Linked DNA regions of Mus musculus: region 2 is linked to region 1. Evidence: chromatin loops called from intact Hi-C (ENCODE). Cell type or tissue: left cerebral cortex. All regions are shown on one strand. Each heading gives the region's core, and the rest is flanking DNA. Links, peaks and the distances in the headings are about the cores only. Region 1 overlaps Septin9 (septin 9). Region 2 holds the start of Tk1 (thymidine kinase 1).

Region 1 (12,074 bases), core at 1-8,000:
GGTGCAGACAGATGGAGACGAACATTGTTTCCTGCTTTGGGCGTCTACTCCCTCATCCAAGCATGGAAGGGCCCCTCGTCATGCCCTGTGGCCGAACAGTTCGCTTGCCAGCTTGCCAAGTTCTTTTGCCAAAATCAGGACTTTGAAGGAAATCTCCAGCACGCTGGACCCAGGGCACTCCGGCCTTCACCAGCCCAAGTGACCCTGGGGATTTAGCAGCAACCCGGTCATCAGGATGACTTTGTGCCTCTGTAACCAGGTATTGAAACTGTTCGTCTCACCAGGCCGGTCCACGTGGCCCTCTGCTGGGGGCTTCCTGGTGGGGGGGCAGAAAAGTCTCTCTCTCTCTCTCTCTCTCTTTTTTTTTTTTTGTATAAATAACAAAGTGTTGAAATGTATTTCCTGAAATAAATGTTTCAAATACAAACTTTTTTTCTGGAGTTCTCTTTGGCAAGACCTGTCTGGTCCATTAAAGGTGGTGAGGGGAGCACGGGAGTAGAGGCTCCCAGTGGAAGGAAGCTATAGGACTGTGTGAGATCCAGAATTAGGAATCAGCAGCCCAGTGGTGAAAAGTTAGCCACACCCACTGCCTGTAATCCAGCTTGTGGGACATCTGACGCCCTCTTCTGGCCTCTGGTGGTACCTGCACACATGTGGCAGACACATATACACATAAATACAAATCTAAATTTTATTATGTGAGACCCTGGTAACTGGCCATTTATAATAATGTTATTCCAAGAGAACTAAACCATGTGTGGTCCCAGGAGGCTGGCTGAGCCAACCAGTTTTGTGTACAGGAATCAGGAAAGGGGAGGGTCCCTCTCTGTGTGCTTTAATGTCCCCAAGCTCCTGTGGCAAGTGACTGCAATCCAGACACCCTGGAACAATACTAGTGTACACTCTCACCATTCGGAAGCCCGGGACCGAGTGTTGGCATGGCTCCATCCCCAGTCCCCTGCCACCCCTGCTCCTGGGGACTGCGTTATTTCAGGTCCATGCACTTTGCTCTTGAGGGACACTCGTTTCAGCCCAGGATAATCTCATCTTGATTTTAATTACATCTGTAAAGATCCTGTGTTCAAATAAAGTTTTATTCTAAGCTTCTGTGCAGGTGGGAATCTGGGGCGATCACCTCCCCACATTCCCTTCCTGCGTCTCAGGGGTTCCAGAGCTACAGGGACAGCATGAGAGAACAACCCGAGGCTCGTTTGCATCCACCAAGCCGAGTGAGTGGTCTAAGGAGTGACCCTACCTCTCTGGCCTGCCCACACTCTTCCGAAGGCCACCTGAAGACAAACGGGCTTCATCAGCCAATGAGTTGTGCTCAGCGGCCTCATGGAACCAAGCATCAAGTTGTTGATTTTGGCTGTTGATGGCACTGGTAGAGGGGGTCTGGTCCATGGAGGCAGCTTGCTTGAGTCCCCCAGTTCTAAGTTCCTTGACAAGTACACCTCGAATTCCTCCTTCCTCAAGACTGAACTGTTCTCTGTGCATCGCCAGTCCCCTCCAGCCCCAGGTGCTTAGGCAGTCGTCAGCTCATTAACCTGACTGGCCACCAGCCCAGCTCACCCGCACCTCCAAGCCAGTGATGGGGGAAACCTCACCTCCCACTCAAGCAGACACTGTAGGACCAGAGTGGCCAGCCGTTCTCATCTGCCCAGGAACGTGGGCTTTCTTGTGCCTCCTAGCTAGCAATGAGGGAATTCTCACCTTTCTACTCTCCACAGTACCGGGGTTACAGGCATACTAAGAGGAAAAAAGTTCAGGTGCTGGGACCCACATTCAGGAACTCAAGCTTATGCAATGTGGGCTCCAGCCCTGAATGTAAATGTGGGCTTTCCATGGAACTATCAGAGCTAGAACCAAAGGGAGGAGGGAGGGGAAGCTGGACAAAGGACAAGGTGGCTTCATGGTGTGGGACCCCATGCCAGTGACTTTCTTCCCTCCTATCCAACTCCAGTGTCACATGTAGCCAGCTGGGACAGTGGCATAATTCAGAATGGACTGTCACTAAGGCAGGAGCGGGAAGACCCTGCAGCAGGCCCTGCTCTTGATGGCTTAGGCCTCTATGAGATTTGGGGTATCCTGCAGAGTCTGAAAATGCCAGGCATCCCCCCCCCCCATTACAGGCCTCAGGGTTTAAAGGCAGGAAACAGAAAGCCCCTGGGAGCCACTGGAGTGAGGCCTGCTCAGTGCAGACCTCTCAGGCTGGTCAAAGTCTGAAGCGCTTGCTCAGAGAGCACCGTGTGAGGCTCTCTTGGGTTTTGTTTGCAGGTATCCCTTGTGTGTGTGTGTGTGTGTGTGTGTGTGTGTGTGTGTGTGTGTGTGTGTGGTGTTTGTATGCATCTGTGTGCATGTGGAGGCCAGAGGACAACCTTAGTTGTTTTGTTTATTTACTTGAGACAGTCTGGGCTAGCCGGCCAGCAAGCCCCATGGGTCTGCCCGTTTGGCCACTTTGCTGCTGGGGTTATGTGTATGCCTCCATGCCTGGCTTTACCCGCTTCTGAGGATCCCAACCTAAGGTCCCGTGCTCCCATAACGAGCACCTTGCTGACTGAGCCATCTCTCCACTCAAAAGATCAAAGTTTCTTTATTTAATGTGTGTAGATGTCTTACCTACATGTATACAGGTGTGTGCCTGATGCCCGAGGAAACCAGAAGAGGGGGTGGGATCGCTAGGGCTGGAGTTACAGACTGCCCCGTGGGCGCTGAGGATGGAAATTGAGCAACTGGTTAACCACGGAGCCGCCTCTCCATCTCTGTACTCGCGGTTTTTTTTTTTTTTAAAGATTTATTTATTGATTATTTGTAAGTACACTATAGCTGTCTTCAGACACTCCAGAAGAGGGAGTCAGATCTCGTTATGGATGGTTGTGAGCCACCATGTGGTTGCTGGGATTTGAACTCTGGACCTTCGGAAGAGCAGTCGGGTGCTCTTACCCACTGAGCCATCTCACCAGCCCCTCTGTACTCGTTTTAAAACACCACTTTCTGGCTACAATTCTAGCCTTATTTAATATAGAAAATGCAGAAAAAATTACACAACAGAGAAATAGCCCCATTCACACCCAGTAATGTTGCCTATCCTGACACTGGGGCACGGGCCTCAGACTCTGGGGAGCGTGGTGGTGACCCCAGCATTTGAGACACCGAGGCAAGAATCTCAGGGGTTTGAGGTCACCATGGGTATGGCTGTGCACCACAGCCCCCAACCCTGACCCAGGCCCCTGTGTCTTCTGCCCAGAAGGACTCCTCAGCCAGGGGCTTGCCCTTCTATGCCTCTCTCTCCTCTGACCTCTTGGAAGGAGGGGGGAGGGAGAAATCTTGTCCCCATCCTCACTTCATTCCCCTGCCTCCCTCCCACCCCTGCACTGTCCCTTTAGCCCATTGGGGACCAGTGTAGGATTGAGGTGCAGTTCCTGAGTTCAAGTGGAAATTCCTTCCAGATGCTCTGCTGCCCAGAGCGCAGACAGGAGGGGCCTATGTAGCAGCTGAGTGCCCATGGGAAGGATGCTGTCTGGCCCCACACCAATACAGGGCGGCAGTCACCCAACATCCGTTGCTAGGAGCCCTTAGAGAGTCCTGGTGCAGAGGGTTGTCTGCCTTGATGCCCAGTGGGTCCATCAGGCCTGAAGAACCTCTCTCTATGCCGCCTCCAAACCTGGTTTCCTGCTGCCAAGGGCCACAGCCGGAATAAGACCTATAAAGTGGTGTTAGTCAGGCATGCTCTGCCAGCCTGCCTTATGCCAGCTTACGTCATCACCCACGGCGGCCAGGTACAGGGCATTTCCACTGGGGGGAGGGGCACCCCATCTGGTCTTTCTGTCTCCTGGTCTTTCTGTCTGTCCGTCTCTCCCATATTACCACGCCGAGAAGGCCTATTACTCTCTCCTTTTCCCAGGGAATGTCTTGCATTAGATCTGTTGCGTGATGTGATCTCTTAACGGTGCGCCTTGACCCTGGACCAGCCAACAGTACATTTTCTCTACCTTATCCTAACAGTAAGACCAGAATTAGAGGCATCACACACAGACTATGTGTGATCCCTGCACTCTGCAAATGGAAGCTGGAGGCCAGAGAACCAGAGCCCAGACTGGCTATATACAAACCCTGTCCATGAAAGACTAAAGTAAGACTTAATAAAGAAAGATGTAAAATAAGACTCACATCACTGATAACTCATACAGTACCTGCACACTATAAAACATTTGAACAGTAGGCATGGGAACAGCAAATAGTGACAGTGACTTCCAGTTATATGATATATATTAAAATAAAAAATAACATATAATAAAATATAAAAATAAAAATGTATGCATGTATGTGTGTGTATGCATGCCTGCGTGTAGGGTGTGTGTGTGTGTGCGTGCCTGTATGTAGGGTGTGTGTTGTGCATGCATGACTGCATGCATACATGTGTGTGTTGCATGCATGCATGCATGTGAGTGTATGTACTCACGGTGCACATGGAGAGAGGACAAAACAGGAGATCAAGAGTCTCTCAGTGCCCTGTGACAGGTCTCTCATTGCGCGAGAAGCTTGCCATTTTGATTAGGCTGGCCGGCCAGTGAACAGTCAGGATCCTCTTGTCTCTGCATCCAGAAGTACAAGCAGGGATTCCTTCTAGAGCCAAAGACAGGAAGGAGGTTCTCCTCCTCTCTCCTGCCTGCTAAGGTTTGAATGTGAAATGTCTCTCACGGGTTTCTGTGTTGGAACACTTGTTCTCCAGCAGGTGGCGCTGTTCTGGGAGGTTATGGTGCCTTTGGATGTGGAGAGGGTGAGGCTTGAGGTGCAGGCTGGCCCTTCTTCCTGATCTATAGAGATTCAAGGAAGCTGCAGCACAAGCCTTCCTACCACACTGGGCAGTATCTCCATCAACTACAAGCCATAAAAACAAAACAAATAAAAATCCTCCCTTAAGTCTCTTCTATCAGATATTTGGCAACAATGATAAAATAACTGTAATTCTTTGTGCTTCCTCTGCTCCTGTCCAGCCTTCCCTTCCTGGCTTAGGGATAGCCAGAGCCTCCTACTGAGTGAGCGCCTGCGTGCTGACAGTGAATTTTAGGTCAGAGGTGTGATGGTTAGTCCTCATTGTCAACTGGATTTGGGACCACCTAGGACACAGATGTGTTTATAAGCACATTTCTAGGATGTGGACAGCGCCACCCCATGGACTGGCGTCCTTGAGTGAATTAAAAAGAAAAGGAAAACTGGTGAGCCCTTCCAAGGACCAGCATGCATTGCTCCACTTCCTGCCTGTGAGCACCATGTGGCCAGCTACCTCCATCTCCTTCCACCATGATAGACTATCACCTCTCCAAAGCGGGCTGAGGTCAACCCTCCTCTCCTGAGGGTTCTTGCATCACATATTTCTGTCACAGTAGCAAGACAGGTAGAGCTGAGACACAAAACCACCCCAGCGGTGCCCTTCCTAGATTGCATACGGAAGCATTCCTGGAGGCACAGGTTCAAGCTGGGCCAGTGGACAGGCGGCCCTCAGTAGTGCCGGAGGGTCCCTCCTATATCAATGTGACTCAGAGGGCAGAGTAGAAGTGGGGTGTCTCTTTCTGCTGTGTGGCCTTAGACAAGCTCTGTTCCACCAACAGGGACATGGCCACTAAGGCATTGTTTGATGCCAATGAGGAAGGAGGGAACTCTGTGTTTCATTGCTGTGATAAAGAGTCCAAGGAAAACAGCTTTGAGGAGGAAAGATGGATTTTGGCTCAGAGGTTGGAGGTGTCAAGCCACAAGCCCGTAGCAGGACAGATTCTGCACTAAGCCTAGGGCCACCTGGACCTTGCATCGACTCACCAGGTTCAGGTCTCTCCCTATCACAATGTCACCCTTTCTTCAGCCATGGCAGGTGGGCCTTCTTAGCATCCGTGGAGCCTGAGCATGTGTGTTCGTGTGTCCAATCCAGGGCTTTCCCTTACATACTGGAGAGGCACAGCAGCACTGTCCTGCTCTGCAGGATCAGATGGACCCAGATCACATCTGAAACACAGTTTCCTAGGGCACCGGGACTTCACCACCATTTGCTAGTGGGATCTTTCTGCACCCAGCGCAGCTCCTGAGCACCTGGGATGCCACTGGGACTCATGCAAGTTGTCACTGAATGAGCACCGAGCGCTCTGCGGAAAGATCATCTTCCTTTCCTTTCGTATAAGGTGCTTATAAAGAATCTGAAGAAAATAGGGCATGAATAATTAAGGCTGCCCAGAGCAAAGGGATCTTGATCTGTCTGCTTGAATTAAAAAACCATCACTCGGAGGGGCCTGGATGCCAGAGAGCATCTGTAAGATGTCTTTACCCACAGTGCCACTGCCTGCTCTTCCCCCTTTCACTCCCTCCCTCTTCCTCCCCTTCTTCCTGTCTCTCCTGGACACCAAGGACATCAGCTCTTCAGACAGCCCTGCCACCCAGACTATCACCATGGCCTCTTCTCTCTCCCTGGTTAATACCTTCATCCTAGGCCCAAAGAGAAACGGCTTGACCTCTGTAGAAGGGTCCTTTTGTGGGAGACGGGGTCCAGGCTGGGATGCTCAGGAGTCCCAGAAGCACAGTCACCTGTCCAGCCAAGGTGGGCAAGGCTCAGAACTAGGGTTTGTACCTCTGTCATGGACTTGGGGCTTGGGGACAGGCCTGTCACTGACTTTTGCCTCTGCCTCTTTTTACAGAGTTGTGGCTGAATCTGTAGGATTTCTTGTCCTTGGGATGGCAGCTGCCAGGGGGTTCAGGGGAGGCTGGGTACGGGGACGTAGGATCTGTTTGTCTGTCTAGTTTGCCATGCTGGGGGGTGGGGGGTGGATCTGCGGCCTTTGCAATATATGGTAGGCAAGTGCTCTCCCCTGAGCAACAGCCCAGCCTCTCGAGCTCTTCAGATGTTTCTATCCCTGTTGAAATCCCCATCTGTTCACATGAAGACCTGTCCTCTCCTCACTGTTCCCCCAATAGGTCTTTTCACGTATTTTTAGTTACTTCAGTGAGCTAGGACCTTGTCTGTTACAGTTTGAATGTGATTGTGCCACAGGCCCCTGTGCTTAGTCCCCTGCTGGAACAGGAGTCTGGGGGTTGTGGAACGCTTAGAAGGTGGAGCTAGCCGCAGGAGTGGCCACAGCTCTTACTCTGAGCTCTCTGATCAGCTCCATATAGCAGCTGTCCCCTCACCCTGGCCACCAGGAGCCACGAGCAGCCATGTCTTCCCCACCATGACCGACTTATTATTTATTTATATTATGTAGCCCTGGTTGTCCTGGAACTCTCCGTAGATCAGGCTGTCCTCGAACTCACAGAGATCCTCTTGCTTCAGTCTCCTGCGCGCTGGGATGAAAGCTATGTGCCCCCCACTGCTATGGCAGACTTCTTAAACTGAGTCAAAAGAACCTTCCCTCCTTTCAGTTCCTTCTGCTGGGTATTGTATTGCAGCAATGAAAAGGGAAATTAACGTTGACAAATAACCCCCACATTCCTACCTCATGATCTCATGATCTTGTTTTCTTGCTTTTTGGCATATCCTGCAACTTATTCCTCTGTCCCCAAATCATGCCTTTTAAAAAAAAAGTCAAAAAATGGAAAATAAGCCTCTCTCCCTGAAGTTAGTGTGGAGGAGAGAAATGGATGTTGCCAGAAACTCTGACGTGGGTAGAATGTTCTTATACGCGGGGCTGTGTCAGAAGCTTGGAGGTGTGGTGCTGTGGATGAAAACAGCCCCAGTGGCTCATATATTTAAATGTTTGGTTCACAGTTGGTGGGACTGTTTGGGAAGGCTTAGGAGGCGTGGCCTTGTTGGAGGAGGTGTGTCATGGAGGGTGGGCTTTGAGGTTTTAAATCCTATGATACTTCCCGTTCTCCTCCCTCCCTTCCTCTCTCCCTCCCTCCCTCCCTCCCTCCCTCCCTCCCTCCCTCCCTCCCTCCCTCCTTCCTTACCTCCCTCCCTCCCTCCCTCCCCTCTGACTCCTGCTGCTTCAGGTATCAGTTCTCCCTGCTGCTCCAGCACCATGCCTGCCTGCCTCCTGCCATGCCCCCCACCATGAGAGCCACAGACTCGCCCTCTGAAACTGTAAAGCAAGCTTCCAAATAAATGCTCTATTCTATAAGTCCCCTTGGTCATGGTGTCTCTCCACAGCAACAGAACAGTGACTGACACAGAGGATGTGATCGTGGCTCCCGGAAGCTGGTGTAGCCACACAGGTACCGTTGCTGTAGAGAGATGGTATGACCTCCTGACATGCCAGATGTTACAGATGTGAACTGTGAAATTCACACTAGGGTCATCCTGTTCACACTTACTGTCTGCCTGAATGACCTTAAGATGACCTTGAAAATCCCCCCCCCCCCTCCCCAAGTCCACTGGCTGCAAGGGACTGCTGATCTTGTGAGTTCAAGATACATCAAAATCCCAGCCAGCCAGCATCCACCTGGGCTGGCAGGCTCCACAGCTCCCCTGGAGACTCCATAGGATTCACTACCAGAAACCTGGCCCTGATCTCTGTGTCTTGGCCTCCATTGTAATAGGGGCCTCCGTTGACTCCCTGCCCAGATTCCTCCAGAATGTTCTGGCTTTTGTCAGTTCAAGGCTGGCCCTGGCAGCCGTGGAAGCAGGGAGTGTGTGTCTAATAAAGTCAGCGCTCTGTAATTTAGCAATTACTGAAACCCACACTTGTAATTTAGGGGGTTTCTTGTAATTCTTTGTAGTCTTTATCTCTCTTTGAACAAATGTGCAGCTTAATAGCTTCCTCCATCCTGTTCCAAGGGTTGGTATTTGCCACCCCTCCCCCACTCAGCTCCAGTTCATGAAAGTGTCTAGATTGTGTGGAAGCCACTTTCCAGAATCCAAAAGGTTAATTTAAAGGCCAGCCTTCCCCCCAACCCCAGTGCTGGCTCCTGACAGTCAAGCAGTATCTCCAGGGCCCCGAGTTTGGCACTCCAGCTGTTGGTTGGGTAGATGGCGTGATCCACCTTCGGCAGGGTCTGTGGTTGGGCCATTCCCATTGCTGACCTCTGACCCTTTGCTCAAGCAGTTACTAAATACTTTGGTTTTGAGACTCCGTTGGGAATCAGAGCCATCAAGGACGGGCTGGACCTCTCTCTCCAGAGGCCTTCAGTCTAGTGAGAAAAGGATGGCTGGCTGTCTAGGACGTCACAGGTCCCAACCGAGCTGGCACCCGGGACCATGGCAGCCAAGGGAACCACCCTGTCAGAATGAGCTGTAAGAGGAGGGAATGGGAGTCTGGTGCGGAGGAGGAAGAGGGACAAAGCCTGAGGAGGAGCCCTACAGAGGGCACCCAGTTTTTAGAAACTGTATTTGAAACAGCTTTGGGTCGAGGATGTGGCTCAGTTGGTAGAGTCCGTGCCTGAGAGTCTTGACTTGGTTCCCAGTGTTCCGTGAGTGTGACAACACATGCCTGCAGCCCCAGCACATGCCTGCAGCCCCGGCACATGCCTGCAGCCCCGGCACATGCCTGTAGCCCCAGCACATGCCTGCAGCCCCAGCACATGCCTGTAGCCCCAGCACATGCAAGTTGCAGATGGTCTGTCCTCTGGAATCATAAACCAAGTTTGAGACCTCCTTAAATTGCCTTTGGTCATTGTTGGAAACAAAAAACAGGGGGTGGGGGCCAGTGGGGCGGGGGGAGAAGTGGGGGAGGAAAAGGGGTCTAACATCCGGCCAGAGTTCCTGTGCTCTGGGCAGGCAGACACAGGCAGAGCTGCTGGACACTTTTCCATTCGGTCCCGGGTGAGCATGCCTGACCCACGCAGCAGGGGGTGGAAAAGGGGCAGCTCCTGACTGGGGATCCCAAGCTACCTTGCTAAAGCCCCAGGGCTGTAGGAGAGAGGGAATAGGGAAGGAGTTCCCAACACTGGCAAGAGAGTGCACAGCGGATCTAGATGGAACAGAGACTCTCAATAGTTTAAAAGCTTTATTATAGAAATTCAGGGGAAAGAGAGAAGATAGAGAGAGAGAGAGAAAGGCTAGAGAGAAAGAGAGAGAGAGAAAGAGAGAAAGAGAGAGAGGAGAAGACAAAGAGAAAGGGAAGAGGAGAGAGAAGTGAGAGGTAAGGGAACAAAGGAGTAAGAGAGTGAGGTGGGGGCCTAACAGCCCTTTTTATGGTCTTCACTGTTGCTAGGTAACTGAGGAGGAGTTTGGCCTGAAGGTCAGAAGCTTGGGCCATTGCTTATGTGACTACTGACCATGCTGGATCAAGTGTTTTTGGTCCCTGAGACATCTCCCTGACCTGGAATGAGGGATCCACTTGCCTCTGCTTACCAGGCCAGATGCCTTGCTTGAAATCTGTTCTTCTTTGTGGGAGGTTTTTCTTTTGTTCTATGCAGACCTTCAGCTGCTAGGGCAAAGCCTGGCTGTGTTAGAGAGGGCAGTCTGCTGCACCCGTCCTAAGCCTGCCTGTGTTAGAGAGGGCAGTCTGCTGCACCCGTCCTAAGGCAGCCTCACAGAAACACCAGGGTAAGCAAGCTCAGCTGGATATCTGGGAATCTTGTGGCCCAGTCACCAACACATAAAACAAACAATCCAACCCGCGGGGCACTTTTTAGATGTGGATGAAAGAACCCCTAATAAGCAAACACAGACCTCGGAGCTGAGTCTCAATTCCAACTCATACTCAGATCAAACAGAGCAAAGGAAAACTAGGCTGGTGGGGCCTGGAATCCAGTCCTGGGACGCTAAGGGAGGGGACTCACGAGTTGGAGGTCAGCCTGGGCTACTGTAGTCATATCGTTTTGGGAGAAGATCTCTCACCCTCAGAGCCTGAACCTTTGCCAGTCTCTGCCACCAAGCTGATAATACACTTTGGGATCATGTAAGACCATGCACTTAACCGGCTGTCCTACTATGCGCTTAATCGGCTATCCTACTGTGTGCTTGGCCAGTTTAAGTTTAACCGGCCTTTAAGAGAGCAATGTAGCTGGGTGTGGTGGCGCTAGCCTTTAATCCCAGCACTCGGGAGGCAGAGGCAGGTGGATTTCTGAGTTCGAGGCCAACCTGGTCTACAAAGTGAGTTCCAGGACAGCCAGGGCTATACAGAGAAACTCTGTCTCGAAAAGTCCCCCCCCCCGAGAGAGAGAGAGAGAGAGAGAGAGCAAGCAATGTAACCAACCTCAGCATGCCTTGGATTTCCCATGCAACCAGCCTTTATGACTGAAGCGAAATGCATGTCTTTAATCTTAAACGATGTAGTCTTCCATGCCTCTGAACCAGAATTGGTGTGTGTGTGTGTGTGTGTGTGTGTGTGTGTGTGTGTGTGTGTTCCTGCATGTGTGTGCGGTGATCATTTGCTGAAAGCAGCCAGTACGTTGAAAGCATCCTCAAAGAGGTGTGCACGTGCCTCCTGGTCTGAAATGTGGCGGCGTCCAAGGCCCCTTAGGAGCAGCCCGGGCATCCCCGTGAAGCTTCTCTCGTTTCCAGGCTCTCTCTCCCGGTTCTCCTCTAACCGCCATTTTTGTTCAGCAGATGTTCCACTGGCAGCGTCTCCTCCCCCGGGGAGCTGGAGAGGAGGGTTTCGAGTGGCTTCTGCAAAATATCTTGAAGGAGAACAATCTGCCTTCGGCAGATGAGGACTCTCCACTCGAGGTCGAGCGAGGCTCTAGCTGTGGACAGAAGGCGTGCGGGAGATCCGCAGGGCCCTCTGCCGGCTCCCAGGGCTGGCTCTCAGCACAGCCATTTCAGAGAGAGCAGAATAGCTTCCGAGTCCTGTGCTGGATGGAGAGAAAATGGCGCCTCAGCCCTCCTCCTCTTCCTCCTCCTCCTCCTCCTCCTCCTCCTCCTCCTCCTCCTCCTCCTCCTCCTCCTCCTCCTCCCCCTCCTCTTCCTTCTGAGTTGGTGCCATGCACGGTCCCCTCCTGTTCACTCCTCTGGAAAGGGCTCAGAGCTTTAAAGTGCGGCCAGGTAAACCTCCCGGCCACCCTCTCCACCTCCCTGGGAAGCCCAGAGAGGGCGGTTACACAGCATCCCCGTGCAAGCCCCCTGCACAGACAGCCTCCCCAGCAGCCCTGGGATCCCATGCGGATCCTCATTAATATGGCATTCATCAGAGTTCTATAGAAGGATTTTT
Region 2 (12,074 bases), core at 4,075-12,074, 460 kb after region 1:
GCCAGCAGGCTCCATCCAGCATCTGAGAGAGGCCTCTACACACCAGAGAGGCTGGAACAGCAGCTCTCAACTTGCAGGTCACGACCCCCGGGGGCTGAACGACCCTTTCTTTCACAGGGGTCACATATTAGATATTTGCATTATGATTCATAACAGCAGCAACATCATAGTTATTAAGTAGCAACAAAAATATATAGAATAGAGTTTATTTAGGCCATGAGGAGGGGAGTTGAGAGAGTAGCAGAGGCAGAGAAAAGCAGAAAGGAGAGAATAGAGACATGGGGGCCGACCATGACCATGTGGAGAGTGGGGGAAGGGAATGGGGAGCAAGGGGGTGAGAGGCAAGAGTGTAAGAAACAAAAATAATCTTCTGGCTGGGGTCACCACACGAGGAACTGTATTAAAGGTCTCAGTTAGGAAGGTTGAGAGCCACCAGGCTAGAACTTTCCCCTACAGTTCCTGGAAGGAAGCGGCCCTGCCAACACCAAGGGTCTCTTCCTTCCAGAACGGTCAGTGCACAAAGCTCTGGGCTTAAAGTCCTTGCTGACTTCTGTTAGGGCAGACTTAGAAGCTAAACACAGCTCATGTTTAAAATGGGCTTTCAGAGAGAGAACTCGGGGTGGACGGCAGGAAAGAGCACGTGCCACTCTTGCAAAGGACCCAGTTGCCAGGGCCACATGGTCACTTACAACCATATGTTAATTTCAGCTCCAGGGGCCCTGGTGACCTCTTCTGGCTTCTATGGACACTGCACACATTTGATAGACATACATATAAAAATAGCAAACACTCATACATTTCAGGAGCAGACCAGGTAGCTCAGTTGGTAGAAGAGAGCTTACCCAGTGTGCATGAAGCCTTGGGCTCCACCCCCAGCAATAAATGAACCAGACACAGTGTCCAACACCATAATACCAGTACTTTGAAGGTAGAAGGATTACAAAGTTCAAAGCTATGAGATCCTGTCCCAAAACATACAGGGCTGGGGAGATGGTTCAGCAGTTAAAAGTATGACTCGTTCCTATAGATTACCAGAATTCAATTCCCAGTACCCACATCAGATAGCTTAGCTCCAAGGGATCTAATATCCTCTTTTGGCCTCTGCAGGCACCCATAAACACGCACACGCACGCACGCTCTTCAGCCCCCATGGACGGGTGGAGGGAGAGCCTAAGTGAAAACCCAGAGAATAAGCACCATGAGGTTACACTGGCATTTTCCCACCAAGAAATCCCACGTGAGAGAGAATGGCTCTTGGCAATGAGATGTGCGAGGCAGGAGCAGGTTGGCAGGGATAGCTGCCCTCCGGGGTCACTCAGGCCGGCCAACCTTCAATAGCACAGTGTCTCCCTAGAATCAAGACCCAGGCTTCTCTCCCCTGCCCAGCAAGGCTGGGCATTTTCCTTAATAGTTCTTTACCTTCTTTGTTTGAGATAGGACTCTCACTGAATCTAGACCACAGCCATTCAGATGGGCGACAGGGAGCTCCAGGGACCCGCCTGCCTCTGCCTCCCTAGTACTGCGGTTATGGACACGTGGCTATACCCAGCATTTTACAGGGGTGCTAGGGACTCACGCCTGCAGAGCCAAGGCCTCACTGTTCTGTCTCCCCATCTCTTCCATCTTTTGCTTTTGATTGGTTATTACCGTGTAACCCAGGCTGGCCTGGTACTCAAAGCAATCTCCTGTCTCAGTGTTCGTGGAGCTGAGTGTGCAGGTCTGCCACCCTGCCTGGTTCCTCAGACCTTTTCTTGAGCACACTCCTGCTCCACGCCTTAGTGTTCTAGCCTTTCTCTTCGTCCCCAGTCCCTCCCAGTCTATCAACAGAGGTGAGCTGGAAGCTCCAGATTTGTCTCCAGACAGAGAATGCCACAGCCAAAGGGCAGAAACTTGGAATGAATGTGATTGGTCCCTGGACCCAGCCATCCCCACAATAGTCACAGCATGTGACATGGCCTGCTCTATAAAAACGCACATGTATAATTAGAAGCGTCCAGGCTGGGCTGGCACTCGTCAGAGTCCTGGCCCTGACTGAACATAATCTCTTGGGCCAACATCAGGCAAGGCACCCTGGCCAGCATGAATATAGACCCATTCCGCCGTCTCACCTGAGCATCGACAAAACAGGCACAGTTTATGCCAGAAGCAGCCAGACAGGCACTGCCCTCCCTCCAGGCTCCAACCCTTCTGCCAGAAGACCCACGGGAGCCCTCTCCTTCCCCCAACCCCCTCTCGGAATACCACTGCTCCATGACTAGTGTTTGCTCCGAGGCAGGTTTTAGAACCCACGATGTTGAACTGGCAGGGCATTCCCAGTAGTTCCTGGTTCAAAGACACTGATGTGACAAGCCTCCTCTTTCTGGTGTGCTCCTATTGTGTCCTAGATTGAGCCTGTCCTTACTGTGTCAAACAGAAAGGAAACACAAAGTCCCTGAAGATGCAAGCTTCTCTCTTGCCCAGAAGCCCGTGGGCCCTGGTGCTGGTGAATGAACACAGGGAAAGCTCTATATCCTCAGCTGTGGCTTCAGGGACCCTAAAGGACCCTCCACCCACTGTCTAAGGCAAGGACATGGAAGGAAGGGCAGCCCTTTTGTTTTGCAGTGGGGAGATCCTGAACTTAGTATAAAGAGCAGGTTCTAGAGACTGGGGCAGAAGCATGCAAGAACTGTGTTGTTTATATGAAGCTGGTGTGAGGGCCCATGACCGCAATCCCAGGACTCAGGGAGCTGAGTTCTAATCCAGCCCGGACCACAAAACAAGACCTATCTCAGAAATCAAAGTATCCACTAAATGAACTAGTTTTTCTTAATCATAAGGGGGAAGCATAGAAATAAATCTCTCTTATAGGCTAGGATGGGGAACAGGGCTGGAGCAACTGCTAGACTGGTGCCAGACCTGGGTACGAATCTACTGATCAGGAAGAGCTGAGAAAGGAAGGCAAGCCTAGGGAGTCGGCTGGGCCTCCGGGAACACCAGGAGAGCATAGCTAGTAAGCAGGCCACTGCGGCAGGCCTGAGGCGGGGAGCTGCACCCTAAGTCAACATCTCCACAGCCATCCTGCTCCAAGACTTACCTCTGAGGACAAAACAGATCTGGCACATCCTGGTGGATGGGCAGGTGCCAAGAGCACGGTTAGAGTGCCACAGCCGGAGCTGCCTCACTCTATCTGGGGGTTGAGGGCACACATAGGGCAGACTGGGACCCCTCCTCCATTAAACCCAAACAGCCTGGCTCCTTCCAGGGTAGAGCATGAGAGTGGGCGGCCAGAGAGCCACACAGAGTCCAACAGAAAGTCAGCAAGTGACATCGAGGCTCTGGCCCAAACCACAGGCCACCCGGGGCCATCATCCACCTTTGTGAACAAGCCACTTGCAGCCACAGGACAGTGAGGGATTCTTTTTCTTTTGTTTTGTTTTGTTTTCCAAGACAGGGTTTCTCTGTGTAGCCCTGGCTGTCCTGGAACTCACTTTGTAGACCAGGCTGTCCTCGAACTCAGAAATCCACCTGCTTCTGCCTCTGCCTCCCGAGTGCTGGGATTAAAGGCGTGCATCACCACGCCCGGCTGAGGGATTATTTATTGAGTGGTTTATTATGTTGCCACAGGTTGCATGCTTGGGACATATATGTTATCTTCGACAACTCTTTAAAATTTTTAAAAATTATGTGTATGTGTCTATGTAAGGTATGTGTGCGTGCATGTGTGTAGATGCCCGCACAGGCCAGGAGAGACCCTGAGCTGGGGTTAAAAGCAGCCCAATGCGGGTGCTGGGAACCAAAGTTGGGTCATTTGCACAGTAAGCAAGTGCTCTTAACACCCGAGCCTTCTCTCCAGCCCACTTCTTGTTTTTAAATGTCTATTACTATGTATGATGCATGGGGGTGGGCGCTCACATGTGGAGGTCAGAGGTCGACTCTGAGGAGGCGGATTCCTGCTTTTACCCTTTCATGAGTTCTAGGCTTAAACTCAGGTCGCCAGGCTGTGCAGCAAGCTCCTTTACCCACTGAGCCGTCTCACTGGCCCTATTTTTGGTTTGAGACGAGGTCTTACTCTATAGCTAAAGCTGGCTTTGAACTCCTGATCTTCCTCCTGCCTTAGTCTCCCAAGTACAGGGATCACAGCATTACCTTACCGTACATCAACAAATACTCTTGGAAACCTCTATGATGTTAAGTGTTAGAGGCCTCTGTCCTTGCTCTTCCTGGTGGACTGGAGACAGCCTGAAATTGGCAAAGAAGCGTGGCCAGTCCTTCCTGTTTACAGCCCCCCCCTGGAGCACAGGCTGATTCCAAACTGGCTAAATAGCCAATGATACTTTGAACCGATCCCCACCTCCATCTCTGGTGCTAGACTTATAGGCACTCCAGCATGTCTAGTTCATGCCATGCCGGGCTGGGCCCTGGGGCCTTGTGCTCACCAGGAAGGTGCTCTGCCAGCCCAGCTCGGTCCCCTATGGAAAGGCTTCTACATGGGAGTGAAGTTAAGACCACAAAAGACATAATTCCCACCCCAGTCAGAGGACGCCCAGGAAGCAAACACCACCTCCCAAACAGACCCTGAAACCAAAGCAAGGCTGGGATCAAAGGACCCAGCCACCACTGAGGCCAAGGCTAGAGCTCTCCCCCACAGCTACCTTGGCAAGGGGATCCGCACCCCAGTAAAGACAAGTTAATGACAGGGACTTCTGAGTCAGCAGGGCAGGAAGGGTCAGGGGTCAGGGTGAGGGTTATGCTGCAGGCTGACTTACAAACTGCCCCTCATCGATGCCAATGACGGCCACACCCAAGGACTCCTGGGTCACATCGCGGAGCATGCAGGCTGGCAATGCGTCCATGGTGTTCCTGGGAAGAGAAGGCCAAGAATGAGCAAGGGCAGAGACCAAGCACCCCGAGGACCCAGAGGCCCAGACAAGCGGCCTGAGGTGATCCATCAGTTTCTGTGGGGGAGCACTGGGGAATACAGGGACTTATTCAGAAAACCAGTTAAAAGACAAAGCAAAATAACTCATTTGAGACAGGGTCTCTCTGTAGACCAGACTGGCCCCATACTCTCTCTGCCTCTGCCCACCAAGTGCTAGAATTAAAGGTGTAAGTCACACATGGGGAAATGTTAAAAATGTAGCTGTATTTATTAGCAGTTTCCCTGCATATAGGTCTGTGTATTGTGTGCACATCTGGTGGCCTTAGAGTTTAGAAAAGGGTGTTAGATCCTCTGGAACTGGAGTCACTGATGGTTGTGAGCCATCAAATGTGCTGGGAACTGAACCTGGGTCCTTGACAAGAATAAGGACTCTTAGCCACAGAAGGCAGAGTGCGGTACCCAGGAAAGGAAAGCTGTCAGAGGCCCGTGGATCTGCCATGAGCAGCCCAAGGCGAGACGCATCCTGTTCTCAGTGTCTGGAATGGGGGTGGCCTTGGAAGCCAGGCAGCAGAGTGACCCTCTGGAACCCCTTCCAGTCACTGCCCTCCAGATTGGAGGACTCTCCACACCATGCGGCTGTCTGCTGGCAGAGCCAGGCTGAGAAGCCTCTGCTATAGGCCCCACTGGAGACCGCTTCCCGGCAAGGGAGAATCCACCCAGGCCTCTGAAGGCCAGCTTGGACACACTCCAGAACACCATTAAAGGATGCCGGGAACCTCTGCTCTAAGGAATGGAATGCTGGGCTGCACCCAGCGCCTTCTCCCTCTGGTTTCTGCCTCACTTTCAGAAACTAACTCAGAAAGCCGTTTCCCAAACCACAGACAAGCAGCATATAGTGGCATTCTTCCCAAGGAAAGCACCTCCTGGCCTACTTACTACCTCACCATCTTAAAATCTGGGAAGCTGGGTGTGGCCAACCACATCCGGAATCCTTGTATTTACATAGATCTGAAGGAGTTGTGGGCTGGGTGTGGGATTGCTAGCCTGTAATTCCAGGAGGAAGAGGAGGGAGGGTTACAAGTTATAACCCACCTATGCTACCTGAGACCTGCCTCAGTAAATGGGTTGAGAGATCATTTGTCATTCTTGCAGAGGACCTAGGTTCTACCCCCAGGAACCACATGGCAGCTGACAATTATCTATAATTCCTGTTCCAGGGAATCGGATGCTCTTTTCTGACCTCCCAGGGTACCAGACAAGCAAGTAGCGTGCAGATCTACATGCAAAAACCCTAAACAAATCAAAAACAGGATGGAGATGTCTGAATGTGTAAAGGGCTTGCTTTGAGAGCATACTGAGCCAGGTGTGGTGGGACATGTCATTGATCCCAGCGTTTGGCAGGCACAGTTGGATCTCTGTGAGTTCAAGGTCAACCTGGTCTACAGAGTGAATTCCAGGGCAACCAGAGGTCTGTAGAGAGTTCCTGTCTCAAAACAAAACAAAACAAAAAAAAGATATGGCCAATGAGTGTGGAACACAGATCTTATAACCCGAGGCTGTCCTCTGAACGCGGGTGTATGGTTACCTGTGTGCAAACACACACCTCCCTAAGAAACCAACCAAAGCTGGGCATGGTGGTGCACGCCTTTAATCCTAGCACTTGGGAGGCAGAGGCAGGAGGATTTCTGAGTTCAAGGCCAGCATGGTCTACAAAGTGAGTTCCAGGACAGCCAGGGCGACACAGAGAAACCCTGTCTCAGAAAAAAATAAAAGAAACCAACTAAAGAACACAACACAACACTCGGGCATCTTAAATTCTCTCTTCCCTCCCCTGGTAGAGGGGACCAGAGAGAGGACAGGCAACAAGCCAGCTGTGGCCACCACTCTAGGCACTGTTGCCTCCTCTGATTTCGGTCCTCCTGGATGCACATCCCGTCCTGAGCGCTGGCACCGTGGTTACAAAGACAGTTGTAAAGACCTCAGTACAGAGTCTGGCAGGAAGCCTGGCTTGAATCCCCAGGCCAACTCCCAAGTCCTGGTAGTTCTCGGCTCCACTTCCTGCTCCGCTTCAGAAACCTGCTCTACCCCAGGCTGCTCACCCTTGGCCCAGCTCCAGCAACCCCGAGAGGCACAAATTACTTTCTTGAACTCCTACCTACCCTTGGGCTCAGAGGGAAATGTCCAGTGGAAGGGCTGATAGATAGACAATTCAGAATGATGACGGCTACCTAATGGCAGAGAGCCAACTAAAGAGGGGGGGAAATATCTCTGGAGTCAAGAGGGCTGCAGCCTCTACCCAAGTGGGACCCAGGTTCTCCCAGCCTCCGTGGGTACAATGGACACTTGGGGACAGGTTATTCTAAGTAAGTTTTGAGCACTTATTCATATCCACTAGAGGCTAGCAGCAGTGTGCCCCGAGGCTTAGGGGTTTCCGAAGGGCAGGCTCAGGGGTAGGACTGACCGATCATGTGTGGAGAAGCTGTTGCTATAGCGCGTGTCTTTGGCATACTTGATGACCAGGCACTTGTACTGGGCGATCTGGAAGCGCCGGACTCTTCTCATCAGCTCTGTGCTGCAAGAATTAACCAGAGCACATGAGGCCCGAGCAAAAGGCGGGCTGCCACTACCACCTAGCGTCGGGCAGCCGGAACTGCAGCCGTTCACCCCATGCTGTTCTGAACAAAATTCAATTTTCATGAATGAACTTCAAAGTCTTTGACAGAATCACCAGAGAGCTTGCTTCTGGATCCCAGATCATGAGTTTGGCCCTCACCCTCGGGGCAAGGGACAAATTGAGGTGACACCAGACCATTCAGAAATAATGAGGTGCCTGGTATGGTGATGCACCCCAGCAGAGGCAAGCGGATCTCTGAGTTGGGCCACAAATAAAGACGCTGAGTTAAAAAAAAAAAAACAAAAACTAACCCCAAGATAAAGCAAAGAAAACCCAAGTAGTGTGTGTTTGTTATTCTGGGTGGGACTCCCAGAGTTTAGACCCTCACCTCAGAGTTAATTGGGCTCCAAGGCTTTAGGAGAGCTCGCATGGGGAATGAATGAGGAAACTGTCAGAGAAGGTGCCTAACTCCCAGGGGACACATGAGAGTTCGGTGGGCTCCTGGGTAATGTGGGCTGGGGTCTTCAATTGTACCCCCATGTGGTCCGCCTCAGCAAAGATAGGGTTCCCCAAGAGAAAAGGCTTGGGCAGGAGGATGGCAGCAATCCAGGAAATCGAATTTTGGGCGGGAATGTACACACAGAGGTCGAGCGCGTTTGCCGCCTAGTCAGAGGCTCCTGGGAAGATGGGGGAGGGGGGAGAGGAGAGCCAGGGCCTGCAGAGAGAGAGGCTGCAGAGAGAGAGGGAGGCCCACCGCCCCGAAGGCCCATTCATTACCTTTTCCCTGAGAACATGGGCCCGAGAATCACCTAGAAGAGAAGTCATTTAAGGGGTCTCCCCCTTGTACACCCCGCACCAGCCACCACCCGACCCCACTCCAGACCCCGCACCTGAATCTGCCCCCGAGTCTTGCTGGGGGAGCTGGGCAGCACGGTGGGCAGATTGATGTAGCTCATGGCTGCTGTGCAAACCTTAGTTAGCACCGAGAGTCCGTGGGTGGAAAAATTTCGACTTACTGCTCGCATTTGCCCGCGAACTCAAAAGGGGGCGGGACGAAGACAAGACTCGTCCCACCTCTCAGCTACGTGAAAAGCCTGGAGCTCGACCATCCCCTCCGGATCTGGCCATGGCGTTTCCTTCCCTTTCTGCGGGCCAGAATCCCTGGAGGAACTTGTCTTCGGAGGTAGGTGTGGTGCAGCCGCCCAGAGCCGGGACTGGAATTTTAGGATGCCCACAAGCCAAATTTCCAAGCGTTGAGCGCCAGATTTCTTCATTTTTCTCGTCATAGAGCAGGTTTAGCTTGTTAGCCTGGTTTTAAAGACAGCGAAAACTCAAGTTCCAGCAGGAACTAAGGGGCTTAGGGTTTGGACCTTACTCTGAGGTTGTGCAGTGTGATTCTGTGTTTCTGTAACTACAGTCTGGAAGGTGCCAAGGCTGGGGGTCCTTGCTGTGAGTCGCAAAGTAAGGCAGGCACCTTCAGGGACAGACTGTATTGAGCGGCTTCAGAATTCCCATGCTAAAACTCCTATGGCTCACACCGAGCATGCCCAGAAACCTTCTCACTCAGGAATTTGTTTGGTTACTCTGTCTGCCATTGGTTGCGGCAAGGGTTACCAAAGGCATACACAAAGCAGGACAACACATTTTGGCGCTTGCTGTAGTTAATTACCATTCCACTAGGATTTCTTGACTGGTTAGCTTGTATTAAACAGGCTTCTTTGTTTTGGTCACAGACAGACATCACTTAGAATCTGTTGAAAGTTAGGAACATGTGTCCTCGGGGGTGGCTCAAGCATTCAATTCCAGGCAGAGGCAGGCAGGTGACTTAAGTTCAAGGCCAGCCGGGTCTACAGAGTGAGTTCCAGGTCAGCCAGGACTACACAAAAAATAAACTTTAAAATACAATCAATCATAAATCCTAATAGTAAAAATGAAGGCAGAGGGCTAGAGAAATGGCTCGGCTGTTGAGCATCCACAGCTCCTCCGGAGGCGCAGAGTTGAGGATTTCCAACACCCACATCAAGACAGCTCACAGCGTCCAGCTCCAGAAGGGACTGCAGGCACACACATTTAAAGAGGAAATAAAAAGACTTTTGGCACATGTCAGTAATCTCAGCACTTGATCCTCGAGGCAGCTACACAGTTACAAGAGATGAGAAAACAAAAAGACGACAAAAAAAAAAAAGATGATGCCTAGCCAGGCCCCTAGCATCCAGCAGGTACCAACCGGAACGAGAAGGGTCTATAGCATGTAAGACGAACATTCAACAGGAAGAGGCAGAGGCAGCTGTGTTTGAGCAAGGGGCTTACATTGTTTCTCTTACACACCTCCCTTCCAACCCTGTGGGCGTCTAGCACCCCCATTATATCAACGAGAAGAGCAAGGCTAGAGACAGCTGGAGAGAGCCAAAGGTGCCCAGCCCCAGGCCTCAGTGTGAAGACGCACTCACTGTCTTCAGGATTCCTGTGTTGGCTTAGGAACCTGTGTCCTCCTGGCTTTCTGTGTTAAGTGTGGGCATCTTACATTTTCCCCTCGTGGTGGTAGAGATTGAACCCAGCACAACAGGCAAATGCTCTGCCACTGAACTGTCCCCACTTTTCACTTTATAACCCAAACACTGTTTATTTGTAAACAGAGTCTCACTGTGTAGTCCTGGCTATCTATCCAGGAACTGGCTTGGCTGTCCTCCTGCCTCTGCCTCCCTCTGCCTCACAGCGAGCTGGGATTCCAGCTGCGTTTACCACACCTCTGGCTGCATAGCCTTCTGCAGCTGCCATCTGGCTGAGCAACATTTGCAAACTGACTTTTGACTTCTTCCTGCTTACCTCTGTCCCTGGGACCCTGTATGTGCCTGTGGTCAGAATACTGTCCTCCCAGAAAAACAGCTCATGCCACTTGATTGCTAATGGTCACACAGTTGCCTCACCTCCTGTGGTCTCAGTTCCCGTAGGAATTTGGCCCCCTAATGCCATTTACAGACCTCATGTCTCATGAAGGCCGTTAGCTGGTTAAAGGCATGGTTGCCGCTAGGGAACCCCTCTGGCACCTTTTTGAGGGCACCTTAGATGTTCTGCTGAAATACCTAATGGGGCAGCTAGTAGGGGGGACTAGGGAGCAGAAGTTGAAAAGGCTTGTAGAAAGCTGCATGCATTAGGGGTCTTCTCAGGGCAGAGAAGAAGAAAGGATCAGCCATCACGGTCCCGGTCGACACACGCCCCGAGAGGGAGTCTCACAGGGTTCTGTCTCGCCCACAGGAGCTGGAGAAGCAATACTCACCCAGCAGATGGGTCATCCACACGAAACCAGAGGAAGTTGTTGGGAACTTCGTGCAGATAGGAAGCCAGGGTACTGTGGGACTCTCTCTGGATACTGTGGCCGCTTATTTGGGGTTGGGGAGGGGGCTACACCCCTGAATGGAAGGGCATTACTCTTCTATCAGGCGCATGGGTGAGCCTCTGCTGGGGCGGGAGGTGAGGGTGTAGCTGGAGGCAGAAAAGGCTGGCACGAGGCCAAGCTCTTCTGAGACACTCAGGCTACCCTCCTGACTGGCTAAGGGCCTCTAAGCTCTAAAGGCACAGTTCTCTACATGGAAATCCCCAACATCGAAATCGAGATCCCTTTGGGGACTGAAGCACCCTTTCACAGGGGTTGCCTAAGACCGCCGGAAATATCAGATATTTATATCACGATTCATAACGGTAGTAAAACTCCAGTTAGGAAAGAGCAACAAAAATCGTTTTATGGTTGGGGGTCACCACAACATGAGGAAGTGTATTAAAGGGTCGCACGCAGCGTTAAGAAGGTTGAGAACCGCTGCTCTGAAGGGACATGCTGTGGTTGGCACGGAAATGTGAACTGAAAAAAAAGCAAAGAAAGCAGGGCGCTGTTACTATTTTTTTTTTTTTAAGTTTTTTGTTGTTGTTGTTGTCATTGTCATGGAATTCACTCTGTAGACCAGCTGGGTTACACTCTCTGTGGCATAGACCTGGCATGGTGGTGCCTGGCTGCAATGGTAGCACCAGTGAGCAGAGCAGAGCAGGAGTTCAAGGTTATTCTCAGTTACATAGTGAATTCCAAGCCAGACTGGGATACGAGATACCGTGAAGAGGGAGAGGGGTGGGGAAAGATAAAGCAATCAGAGCTTGGGACTGAGTACACGTGAGGCCTGCCCTCTGCTCCAGAGTGTAGAGGTGCTGTGGTGGCTGCAAATCCTTGTTCATGCTGGGTGGGGAACTGCTCTGAAAGGGAAGTAGGCTGTGGAGACAGCTGGCTGTCTGCTCAGAGCGGGAATCTGGATGCTGGACAAGTGCCTAGTCTCAGCAGACTGACCAAAACCTTGCCCTGGGGAGTTTCCTCAATAGAGACAGCCAGGGAGAGAATCAGGCTTTGGGGGTGTCTTGTTTCTTGTCCCCTAGTGTGGGTCCCCTAGGCTCTGAAGGGTCCTTGCTGTGGCGGTCACAGTAACTATGTGGAGATGTGCAGGCCTGGAGGGAGCATGTTCGCCTGTCTTGTCTGGAGAGATAAAAAGCCAGCCCAGCAGGGGAAAGAACTCACCAGCCAAAGCCCAGAGCTGATAGTAGGCCACTGCTCGCTCAGAACCC

The links. A loop is a pair of places that touch in the nucleus more often than their neighbours do. Peaks named below come from ENCODE experiments on the same cell type or tissue, not always from the same donor. Only the 100,000 strongest peaks of a DNase experiment are listed, where the experiment ranks them.
Region 2: it touches region 1 in a loop (10-fold over the local background); 6 of 42 quality-filtered maps call a loop at or near these places.

The regions. Positions count from the first base shown.
Region 1 is chr11:117,361,887-117,373,960 of GRCm38, forward strand. Septin9 (septin 9) reads left to right here. Exons shown (of 11, transcript NM_001113487.1): 11 at 1-439. Among named protein-coding and RNA genes, the nearest start is that of Gm51932, 32 kb to the left of the region's middle. In left cerebral cortex, for the core only: CTCF peaks have their summits at 638 (motif pointing left) and 4,730 (motif pointing right); DNase peaks (open chromatin) are centred at 4,716 and 7,649.
Region 2 is chr11:117,817,352-117,829,425 of GRCm38, forward strand. It overlaps Tk1 (thymidine kinase 1), which reads right to left and starts at 8,663. Exons shown (of 7, transcript NM_009387.2): 1 at 8,363-8,663; 2 at 8,250-8,281; 3 at 7,320-7,430; 4 at 4,746-4,839. The coding sequence starts at 8,428. Afmid (arylformamidase) reads left to right here and starts at 8,568. Exons shown (of 11, transcript NM_027827.3): 1 at 8,568-8,655; 2 at 10,728-10,818. The coding sequence starts at 8,599. In left cerebral cortex, for the core only: a CTCF peak has its summit at 7,510; DNase peaks (open chromatin) are centred at 5,621, 5,739, 6,854, 7,470 and 3 more places; H3K4me3 peaks cover 426 bases; H3K27ac peaks cover 110 bases.